Regions from separate parts of the Homo sapiens genome. Here region 1 is linked to region 2. Evidence: chromatin loops called from intact Hi-C (ENCODE). Cell type or tissue: PC-3. All regions are shown on one strand. Each heading gives the region's core, and the rest is flanking DNA. Links, peaks and the distances in the headings are about the cores only. Region 1 overlaps ETNK1 (ethanolamine kinase 1). Region 2 overlaps C2CD5 (C2 calcium dependent domain containing 5).

What was found. A loop is a pair of places that touch in the nucleus more often than their neighbours do. Peaks named below come from ENCODE experiments on the same cell type or tissue, not always from the same donor. Only the 100,000 strongest peaks of a DNase experiment are listed, where the experiment ranks them.
Region 1: a loop joins it to region 2, with 3 times the contacts of the local background. A loop is called at or near these places in 12 of 110 quality-filtered maps.

The regions. Positions count from the first base shown.
Region 1 is chr12:22,669,707-22,672,206 of GRCh38, reverse strand. ETNK1 (ethanolamine kinase 1) reads right to left here. Exons shown (of 8, transcript NM_018638.5): 5 at 852-935. Among named protein-coding and RNA genes, the nearest start is that of LINC02955, 29 kb to the left of the region's middle. In PC-3, for the core only: a CTCF peak has its summit at 1,247 (motif pointing right); no DNase peak of the experiment used is centred there.
Region 2 is chr12:22,525,704-22,533,587 of GRCh38, reverse strand. C2CD5 (C2 calcium dependent domain containing 5) reads left to right here. Exons shown (of 27, transcript NM_001286176.2): 4 at 5,696-5,867; 5 at 7,883-7,884. Among named protein-coding and RNA genes, the nearest start is that of C2CD5, 15 kb to the left of the region's middle. In PC-3, for the core only: CTCF peaks have their summits at 3,905 and 4,107; no DNase peak of the experiment used is centred there; H3K27ac peaks cover 207 bases.

The DNA.
Region 1 (2,500 bases), core at 1-2,500, 140 kb before region 2:
ACTTAAGTAATTATAAATTAATAGGGGTAAAAATGACCAACTTTTCAATATTCATAGACAAAGTCAAAAAAGGTTATTGAACTTTTTAGTGAACTAATATTCCAAAAGCCCCAGTTTACAATGGAAACAGCAAAGGCTTTTTAAATGCTTAAAAATTAGCTTCAAATCTTAGTTCTCTGTATTTTACTGTGACCTTGGTGAGTTTCTTTCTTGATATGTAAACTGCGAGTATTACCTTGTAGGGCTGCTGTGGAGAAAAAAATGAGGTAAGATTTATGAAGCACCTTATGCTATGTCTGATCTCAACAGAAGCCACAATCATTATTTTTCTCCTATCTATTACTTTTTTTTTTTTTTTTTTTTTTAATGAGATGGAGTCTTGCTCTATCGCCCAGGCTGGAGTGCAGTAGCGCGATCTCGGCTCACTGCAAACTCTGCCTCCCGGGTTCACGCCATTCTCCTGCCTCAGCCTCCCAAGTAGCTGGGACTACAGGCGCCCACCACCACGCCCGGCTAAATTTTTTGTATTTTTAGTAGAAACGGGGTTTCACCGTGTTAGCCAGGATGGTCTCAATCTCCTGACCTCGTGATCCGCCCACCTCGGCCTCCCAAAGTGCTGGGATTACAGGCGTGAGCCACCGCGCCCGGCCACCTATTACTTTCTGATAGCAATTAAGGAAGAAATTTTGGTCATCTCTGCTTTCTTCCAGTGATAAACAAAAGCAAAGAAAAACGGTCAACAACACGTGGGAAAATGTTCCCCCTGCTCACGGTTTATCTACTTTAAAAAAAGAATGAAATATTCTGAAAATATCGTTTCAAAGCTAAATAAGTTACTCCATTAGTTATACCTGCAAATTCATTGAAATGATTTCCAATATCATATGCCAGGTAGTTGTATCCAGAATATTCATAATCAATGAACTGTACATCACCTATGTGAGACACAAAAACAAAGACATTAAGAAATCACATATAAGATCAGAAAATCCCTATGCTATTTGTAATTAAATAGCTTCCAATATTTTGTCTCATTGTACGTGCTTGATTACATGCACTTGTGAGACAATACAGGGTAAGGGGCTGTGAATTTTATGGCAATGAGCTTTACAAAATTCAAATTATGTCTCTTGGTCAACAGCTTCTTTATAAACACTAATGTCCACTTTTTTAAAGAAAAATGAAAAGACAGTCATTCTCCAAGTTTAAGCAAAAGCAAAATAAATCCTTTGCCACATGGGGGCATCAGTTACTTAAAAATTCAAGTTTAATTAGAAACATAATTTTTATCTTTGGAAATTACTAATAATCTGTGTAATTTTAACAAAAACTTTATGATACTCCAACAGTAAACTGACAAGCTTATCTACATATGGAAATAAAATATAAACTTTTAAAGACCTGAATTCTGTAAATCTTGCAATAATGCTATACTTGCTGAGCAATGTAAGATCACTAACAAGAAGTTAGTTGCTATCATATGCTTACATTTTCCTGTAATACTACCTAACCAAGGTTTCCATATCTGAGCAGCATTACGGTGCAATAAGGTGGTGGTTTTATCTTACAAAAAGCAAAAGTATGGTTTCTTTTAACGTTTATAAACGTGAGAAATTTTCACATAAGCTAAATAGATGCCTATTCTAAATTACTGCTACATATATAGGCATGTCATTATAACTCTCCAAAGATAATCTAGTTCTTTCATACTACTACTCAGGAACTTTTAACTTTTGAGTAATGAATATTATAAAGGATTTGCCTTAACAAAGATATAGGTCCTATATTCGAGAGAAAAAGCAAAAAAGAGAGAGAGAAACCTTAAAAAAAAAAAAAATCAATGTGGGTCACTGTCTTCACCAGGGATCACAAACTCAAAGGCTTACAGGGGCGTGGAGTTAAAAATGGATATATGAACAGAGATGGCTGTAAGAATATAGAAAATGTTTAACACCTGCATAGTTACACTGTCTTTTAATCATCAGGCTTAGGTAGGAGAACAAATTCCCGGTCTTTACACATTGTTATTTATTTCCCAAATAAAAACAGCTTTTGAATTATAATATGTTGATATACATTTGTAAGTTTAATTTTGGGAAGTATTTGATCATATTCAAACACAAAGAAAAACAAAATTACGTGACAAAAAATGTCATGGCAAATAGTGTTTTACATAAAAGCAAAAATGTTTTTAATATAATTGTATTTAATATATAATTCTAAACTTATTTAAATAAGTCACATCTAGAATAAGTGAGAATAATCAATGTTATAACCCAGTTATAAAAATGTAATGTGTATTATTATAATAAATATAAGATTTAAAAATATTGGTGACAATAAATCACGGCAATTCAACTACCTCAAGTATTATATATTTTTTTTCTCTTTTTGTTTTTTGTAGAGACGGGGTCTTGCTATGTTGCCCAAGCTGGTATGGAACTCCTGGCCTGAAGTGATCCTCCTGCCTTGTATACTTGAATTCACAGAACATTATTCC
Region 2 (7,884 bases), core at 2,682-5,181:
GTTAGGATGTCTGTTTTATGTTGCGCCCAGCCACCTCCCTGCAGTTTCTGCCCTCTTTCTCTCTACATCTGTTTATTTTTTCATGGGTTGATTTGGTCTGTCGGCATGCCCCAATCCTCCAGGAGATTATAGGGACTGTACTAGGCTTTGAGAACAACAAGATGACATACAAAAGGAGATACAGTTCTCATTTACAGACTGCTTATTATAGCCCAGACGCTGGTGAAGTGCTTTACATGTGTTAACCTCATTCAATTCTCACAATGCCGTGAAGGCACCTTTTATTTTAAGATGACTCAGAAGTCCAACCCAGAGCTAGCTAAGTGGTAGAGTGAGGTTTCAAACCGAAGACTGCCTGACTCCAAAGCTATTACCAGACCACCACACCTCCATCTTACATTCTCCCATTCTACCCACCACCCCCCCTTCCCAAGTTAAACATCTTTGTCATTTATTGTTCCCTGTGCCAGCAATGTTTTCCCTGCTTTTTTTGTTCTTCTTCACTGCTATGTCCTCAACGCCCAGAAGAGCGTGTAATAGACTCTCGGTAAATATTTACCACACATATTGCCCATTTCTCTGATACCACTTCCTTCACCCCTCAGCTGGAACTGAAATTTTCTTCTTTGGAATTTTCATTGGACTACTTAAGAACCTTGTGAGGACCAATTTGGTTTTTCTTCCCCTGCTATTTCATGCTGGCCCTTATATTGGGCAGCATTGTGGCTGCTGTGCCTTTTCTGAGGCCTATTTCATAACCATTATGGAGCCTGGGTAAAGTTTAGCTCTTGCAGGGTAAGGTGTCATTCTTCAGTGAAAGAGAACAAGGGAAGGAAAGTATTGATTTGCTTGAAAGATGCTTTGATCATGCTGGGGAACCTGCCAAACTGATACCTGAAGATGGAAGAAATGACACTACGATTTTTAGGCGCTGCTTTGCTTATGGTTTATATTAGGACCGTGATCTTTCTTTTAGTGTTGGAAGGCACATTCTGTAGTGGTTGGGATACTGCATAGCTGCCCTCTATTGGAAAAGCTTAAAGGTCTGGATTAAGAGAAAACAAATTCTATTTCTGGTGCCTGCTAATTTGCAGATGACCTCAGACAGCCTTACCATTTGGAGCCTCTGTTTTTTTTCAAACATGAATTCTTTCCAGAGTAGTATTGAGGTGGCTATGAAGCATGTTGCTGTATGTTAATATGAGTTGCACTAGTCAAAAAAAAGAGAATAATATATGTAAACTTTTTTTTTTTTTTGAGACGGAGTTTCACTCCCGTTGCCCAGGCTGGAGGGCAATGGTGGGATCTTGGCTCACTGCAACCTCTGCCTCTCAGGTTCAAGCGATTCTCCTGCCTCAGCCTCTTGAGTAGCTGGGAGTACAGTCATGCGCCACCACACCTGGCTAATTTTGTATTTTTAGTAGAGACAGGGTTTCTCCATGTTGGTCAAGCTGTTCTCAAACTCGCGACCTCAGGTGATCCACCCACCTTGGCCTCCCAAAGTGCTGGGATTACAGGCGTAATGCCCGGCCTGGGAATAATATTTTTAAATCACTCAGCATTTTGGATAGACATTCAGCGTTTGGCAGAAAGTGGGTTTAAATATTAGCATTTTGGGGTATATCTTCTGTTCTTTCGTTAATGTATAGTTTAATTAGTCTGAGTGGTGTAGGTGTGCTAAAAAAATAGAACTGCAGTTTGAAAAGCTTTTGTTGCTAAAATTAAATCTCAGTTTGTATAAGAAAGGTGTACCTCGTCTGTAGACTCAGCATTTATGGACAGTGACAGCTTTTATTTATTATCTCTGTGGAATATAACTGTGTTTCTCAAAATTACGACCTCATCAGAGTAGCTTGGCTGTGTCTCAGTCTTCTGTCAAAAGGACTCAGTTATAGAAACAGTTATTCTTAACCTCCCAGTAGCTTTTACCCAAAGGTTTTCAAGCAAATGGATCTCTCTAAGGAAGGTAATTTCTAGTTTCTGTAAACTCCTCCTCTTTTAAAATGGACTTCCATGTTATCTGCTAGAACATTGAACTGGAAGTCAGTAAATTGTTTAGGACTTTACCTTTGAGGCAAGTTAAAAAAAATCAGTTGGACATAGATGTAAGGATTTATTTCCGCACTCTCAACTCCATTCCATTGGTCTGTATGTCTGTCTTTATACTATTACCATACTGTTTTGATTACTATAGCTTTGTAGTGAGTTTTGCAATCAGGAAGTGAGAGTCCTACAAATTCATATTTTTAGTTGATATTTTCATGGTGAAATATTTTGATTCTCTTCTCATTTTCTTTTGTGTATATGTACAAATTTTTCTTTTAGCTGCTTCTAAAATGCCACTATCTATTTTGAAAGACCCGTTGCACATGTATTGAGTCTATTGTGGCATTTTAAACTACATTATTAAGGTAAAGGTGTGGAATATATGTGTCAAAAAATAATCAGAGTAACTTCCTTACATGATTTCAGATGGATTTAGAATTAGAGTCTATCTTCATTACCCAGGCAAAACACTGGGATGTTTATATAGTTTATTTTGATAGCCTTTCCCCCCCAACTATAACCTAGAAATGGTTAAAAACGAATAGTTTTCATTACATTGTTATTGGAATGGTGGGAGGAGGCAAGCTTCATGTGTCAGAGTAATTTTCATGATACTAGGAAATATTAAAAAATGATATTTCATTTTAATGATGATGGTAATAAACTGGTATTTTTTAAAGCTAGTGAGTACTCAAGCAGCTTACTTAACAATATGAAAAATAATATATTTATTTTCTGAAATAAGGGATTTACCAGGCAGTTCCCTTAAAATTTCTTAAGTTAGTGGCTGGGTGCAGTGGCTCACAGCTATAATCTTGGGACTTTGGGAAGCCGAGGCAGGCGAATCACCTGAGATCCAGGGTTCAAGACCAGCCTGGGCAACAGAGTGAAACCCCGTCTCTACTAAAATACAAAAATTAGCCGGGTGTGGTGGTGTGAACCTGTAATCCCAGCTATGTGGGAGGCCGAGGCCCAAGAATCGCTTGAACCTGGGAGGCAGAGGTTGCAGTGAGTCGAGATCACGCCATTGCACTCCAGCCTGGGTGACAGAGTGAGACTCCGTCTTAAAAAAAAAAAAAAATTTAGTAAGTTACTGTTTTGACTAGTCTTCCCGAATAATATATATGCTGTGAAAAATGTACTTAAAACTTTGTGTTTATAGTTAACATTGATTATGTAGTACTTTTTTTAACCCTGTTTATCAGTTGTTAATTGCATTCAGTTATATATATATATTCAGTTTTAAATATATATACACACACAGTTGTGTATATATATATACACAGTTGTATGTATACATATACACATAGTTGTATATATACAGTTATATATATACTGTATATATATACACAGTTGTATATATAGTTGTTATGTATACAGTTGTGTATAATATATATACACTGTGTGTGTGTGTGTGTGTGTGTGTGTGTATATATATATATATATATATATATATATATATATAGCACTCAAATACATGTCTTAAGCAAAATAGATGTTTTTCTCTTATGTGAAAGAAATGTCGTGCCAGGCAGTGTAAGGGTAGTGTGGTTGCTCCACGCAGTCATTTGGGACTCCATCATCTATACATAGCCTGTGGTTTCTCTTAAAGTGATTCAAGGTCCTTTTGGCTCCAGTTTAGCACCTGGAGTTCCAGTGAGCACATGAGTGTTCCAGGCTGGCAGAAGGAGCTAGAGTGAAGGGGAGTCCAGGAGGAGGAGCTGATGAGTTAACATAACAGTTTCAGATGAGCAAGCCTTCTTTAACAAGTTTGCCCCCTCCCTACCAAGCTCTCTGTAATGATTTATGCTTGTATCACATTTAGTTGCAAGGGAGGCTAAGAAATGCAGTCTTTTGGCAGTGCATATTGCTAATTTAAACATTTAAAACATTTCTCAGAAAGTCTTAATTTATAATATTTTGCGATTCCAGATAGGCTTCATTTACTGTACTAAATATTCTTAATTCATTATGATTAATTCTTGATTTTCCCTGTTATTCATCTTGTTAGCTATCTATGTATGTATCACAAGCTATTTTTAGTCACTTAGTTGTTAGTATAGCACCCCCTAATGTCAGGGAAGGGATACCTTAGTGTACCATGAGAAAAAATAATACTCAGAGGTGAATGTACAGGTGGTTAAATAAGTATATACAGAGAGTATTTTTAATGGAGTTAGAAATTGGGGGGAATGTCTTAGAGTAATGGTTAATGGTTTGGTTTATGATTCTTTCTCTTCTGTTAAATGTATACATAACAATAGTAGTGGAGAGAATGCCATTGGATGACAGATGATTTGGAATGGATTGGGATTCAAAATGATCATTTTATTTTAACATTTCATTATGGAAAATTTCAAGCATGCACAAAGATAGATTAGTATATTGAACCTCACCCACCTTTAACAGCTGTCTACGTTCTACTGTTCTTGTTTTGCCTTTTTAACTCCTGCCCACCCCGGTTTTCCTTGTGGGGATATTTTAAGGCAAATTTGAGATGTTATATGATTTCATCTGTGAATTCCAAATTATATACCTCTTATAAAGGAGGACCCCTTATAAATAAACAAAACCTTAGATCACATTATCACACTAATGATATCAATAATTCCTTAATATTCTTTAATTTTTAAAATAATCTTCAGAGGCTGGATTATTAGCTTAACATCAACAATAAATTAAATAGGGGATAGGGAAAGGCATAAATGTTTCATATCCAAGTTTAAAAAACCAACCAGAGTATAAGGGTTGCAGAGCTATCACTTGACCAAAGCATATGTAAGAATGATACAGAGATTTTAGCCAACCACAGACTCAGTCTTAATAGTATGGTATGTCTGATGTAAAGAAGAACATCCATGGACTGCATTTTAAAAGTATAATTTTCTAATTATAGAAAATAATAATCCTTTGGTATTCTGTCCCAATCTTAATAGTGTCTATAATATGTTCCCTTCTGGCCACTATATTTGATGAAGGGGACTGGTAAATTAGATAATGGCATGATATCCAGAAGGTGGCAGCCAAAATAGTGAGTACGTCTTCCATGAGGAAATCATTTTGCACTGTTCTCCATTGTAAATGCCTCTGTTTGGCACAGTGTTTGGCATATGATAACAACTCGATAATGACTAAATAAAAGGAGAGAGGGTAGATGTTTATATCATGAACTTAATTTGTGAACTTAGGTTGTTTTTTCTTACACATAATGTTAATTTTGCTTATGGTTCTGTTCTCTGAAATCGCCCTTAGAAATTGTGGTGTCATTGTGCTCAATTAGCATTCTTCTCTCTATAGATACTACATGAACTCTAATATGACATTCCTTAGGCATTTTTGCTATGTATCATAGGCAAAGTTGTAAAACACAGGATAATATGTAAAAAAAATTGAGATTTAAATTTTTTTGTTGTTAGTCATCCCAGTCTTGTGCTGAGAGATAAACTTTTTTTCTTTAGAAAGATGGGATATTGTGTAGGAAAAGGAGCTATATCTTTTTGTGTGTTAATTCTTTTCTTTACTTTGGTGCTTAGAAATCTGTAAGATTTTATTTGCAGATGTGTCATCCTTTTCATTTGATATAGGTATACATTTGTGGTAATTAAGATTTAAAAACTATATGAGTTTTAATTTTAAGGTATACTTGTAGGTGGATGATGAAGACTTACAAGATGAACCTTTACAGATCACAGTTCTTGACCATGATACTTACAGTGCAAATGATGCCATTGGTAAAGTGTACATTGATATTGATCCTTTACTGTATAGTGAAGCTGCAACAGTCATCTCAGGATGGTTTCCAATTTATGACACCATACATGGTAAGGAATAATAAGAAAGTATTATAAATAACAATCTTAATCTTTTTTATTTGTCCTTAAAGACATTTGTGCTATATTTGCTGGTTTAAAATATGTATCTTTAGGCTAGGTGCGGTGGCTCATGCCTGTAATCCCAGCACTTTGGGAGGCTGAGGCGGGTGGATCACCTGAGGTCGGGAGTTCGAGACCAGCCTGATCAACATGGAGAAACCCCGTCTCTACTAAAAATACAAAATTAGCTGGGCATGGTGGTGCATGCCTGTAATCCCAGCTACTTGGGAGGGTGAGGCAGGAGAATCACTTGAACCCGGGAGGCGGAGGTTGTGGTGAGCTGAGATCGTGTCCTGTGCAACAAGAGTGAAACTCTAGCTCAAAAAAAAAAAAAAAAAATATATATATATATGTATATAATATATCTTAAGATGATGCCTTTTTAAAAATAAATAATAGTAAATTATTGTTAGTAAAATTGTTGCTTCTCTCAACATAATTTGAGATAATGCTTGCTAAATTTGTATAGTATAGTAAGTAAATGCATGATTTAAAACTGATCTAGTATTGATACTGTGTTTCTAAAACACATTTTCAAACTGATTAATAATGATTTTTGTACTTAAAAGTTACTTAAAAGTTTTTTGTTGCCTGAAGCAGGGCCTCCCGGGCAGTTGCGATTGCAGGCACATGCCATTGCAGGCACATGCCATGACACCTGGCTGATTTTTAAATTTTTTGTAGAGACACGGTTTTGCCATATTGGCTAGGCTGGCCTTAACTCTAGAGCTCAAGTGATCTGCCTGCCTCAGCTTCCCAGAGTGCTGGGATTTGCTTTCTTAATATTTTAGTAGGTAAATTATTGAGTCAGTTTTCTTAAGTCTTCCACCATAAGTATGAATTTGACATGAAGTCAGGACAGTCAAGTGAAAATATTTAGTAAATGTTTAGAGATAAGATCTGGGTCATTCTTATTTATCAGAGCATGTTTTGAAAACCCTTATTCTTGGAATTTTTTATTTACTTAATTTTTTTCTCGCTGTGTTGCCCAGGCTGGTCTCAAACCCCTGAGCTCAAGCTGTCCTCCTGCCTTGCCTCCCAAAGCACTGAGATTACAGGCATGAGCCACTACTCCTGGCTTGGAATTTTTTAGTTAGCTTGCTTTAACTTATATTCATTGAAAAGAATAAAACTTCTTTTGTTTTAAATCAGATTCTTGCATTGTTAAGAATATATAATCTGGGATCATAAAGATCTGAATTTTAATCCTGGATCTGCCACTTAACAGCTATTGACACTGTAAATTACTTAATTTTTATTAAAAATTTCTTCCTTTGTAAAATGGGGATGATACTACCTTATTGGGTTGATGTGACTGCTCTGAGATACTACCTGTAAAGTGTTTAGTACATCGTGTATCAGTGCTCAGCAAATGTTGTCACCATAATCATTATCATCATCATCAATTCAAATGGGACTCCTTTCTAATTAGTCTTGGGTCAAAGTGGAGACTTGTGAAAATGAAAATTATTCATATTCTAATGCATACGTGTTGTGCTTCAGAAAATATACAGAAACTACTGAAAAAGAAAATAACTAGGAAACAAAGCTGGCATTACTATTATGATCAACACATTACAGATGCACCTTGATTTGTGATGGCGTTATATCCAGATAAACTCATCCCAAGTTGAAAATGCATTTAATATATCTAATCAACCAAACATTATAGCTTAGCCTAGCCTATCTCAAATGTGCACCGAACACTTATATTAGCCTACAGTTGGACAGAATCAACTAAAACAAAGACTATTTTTTAAATAAAGTATTGAACATCTCATGTAATTCATTGAATTCTGGACTGAAAGTGAAAATCAGAATGGTTTTGCACCATGGTAAAGTTCAAAAAATTGTGAGTTAAATCATTGTATTTTAAAATCATTATTTAGCATTAATTTGCTTCATTATTTAATTGTACATTACTTTCTTAAGGTAGAAACTTGATTTTCTTTTTAAATTTATAGGT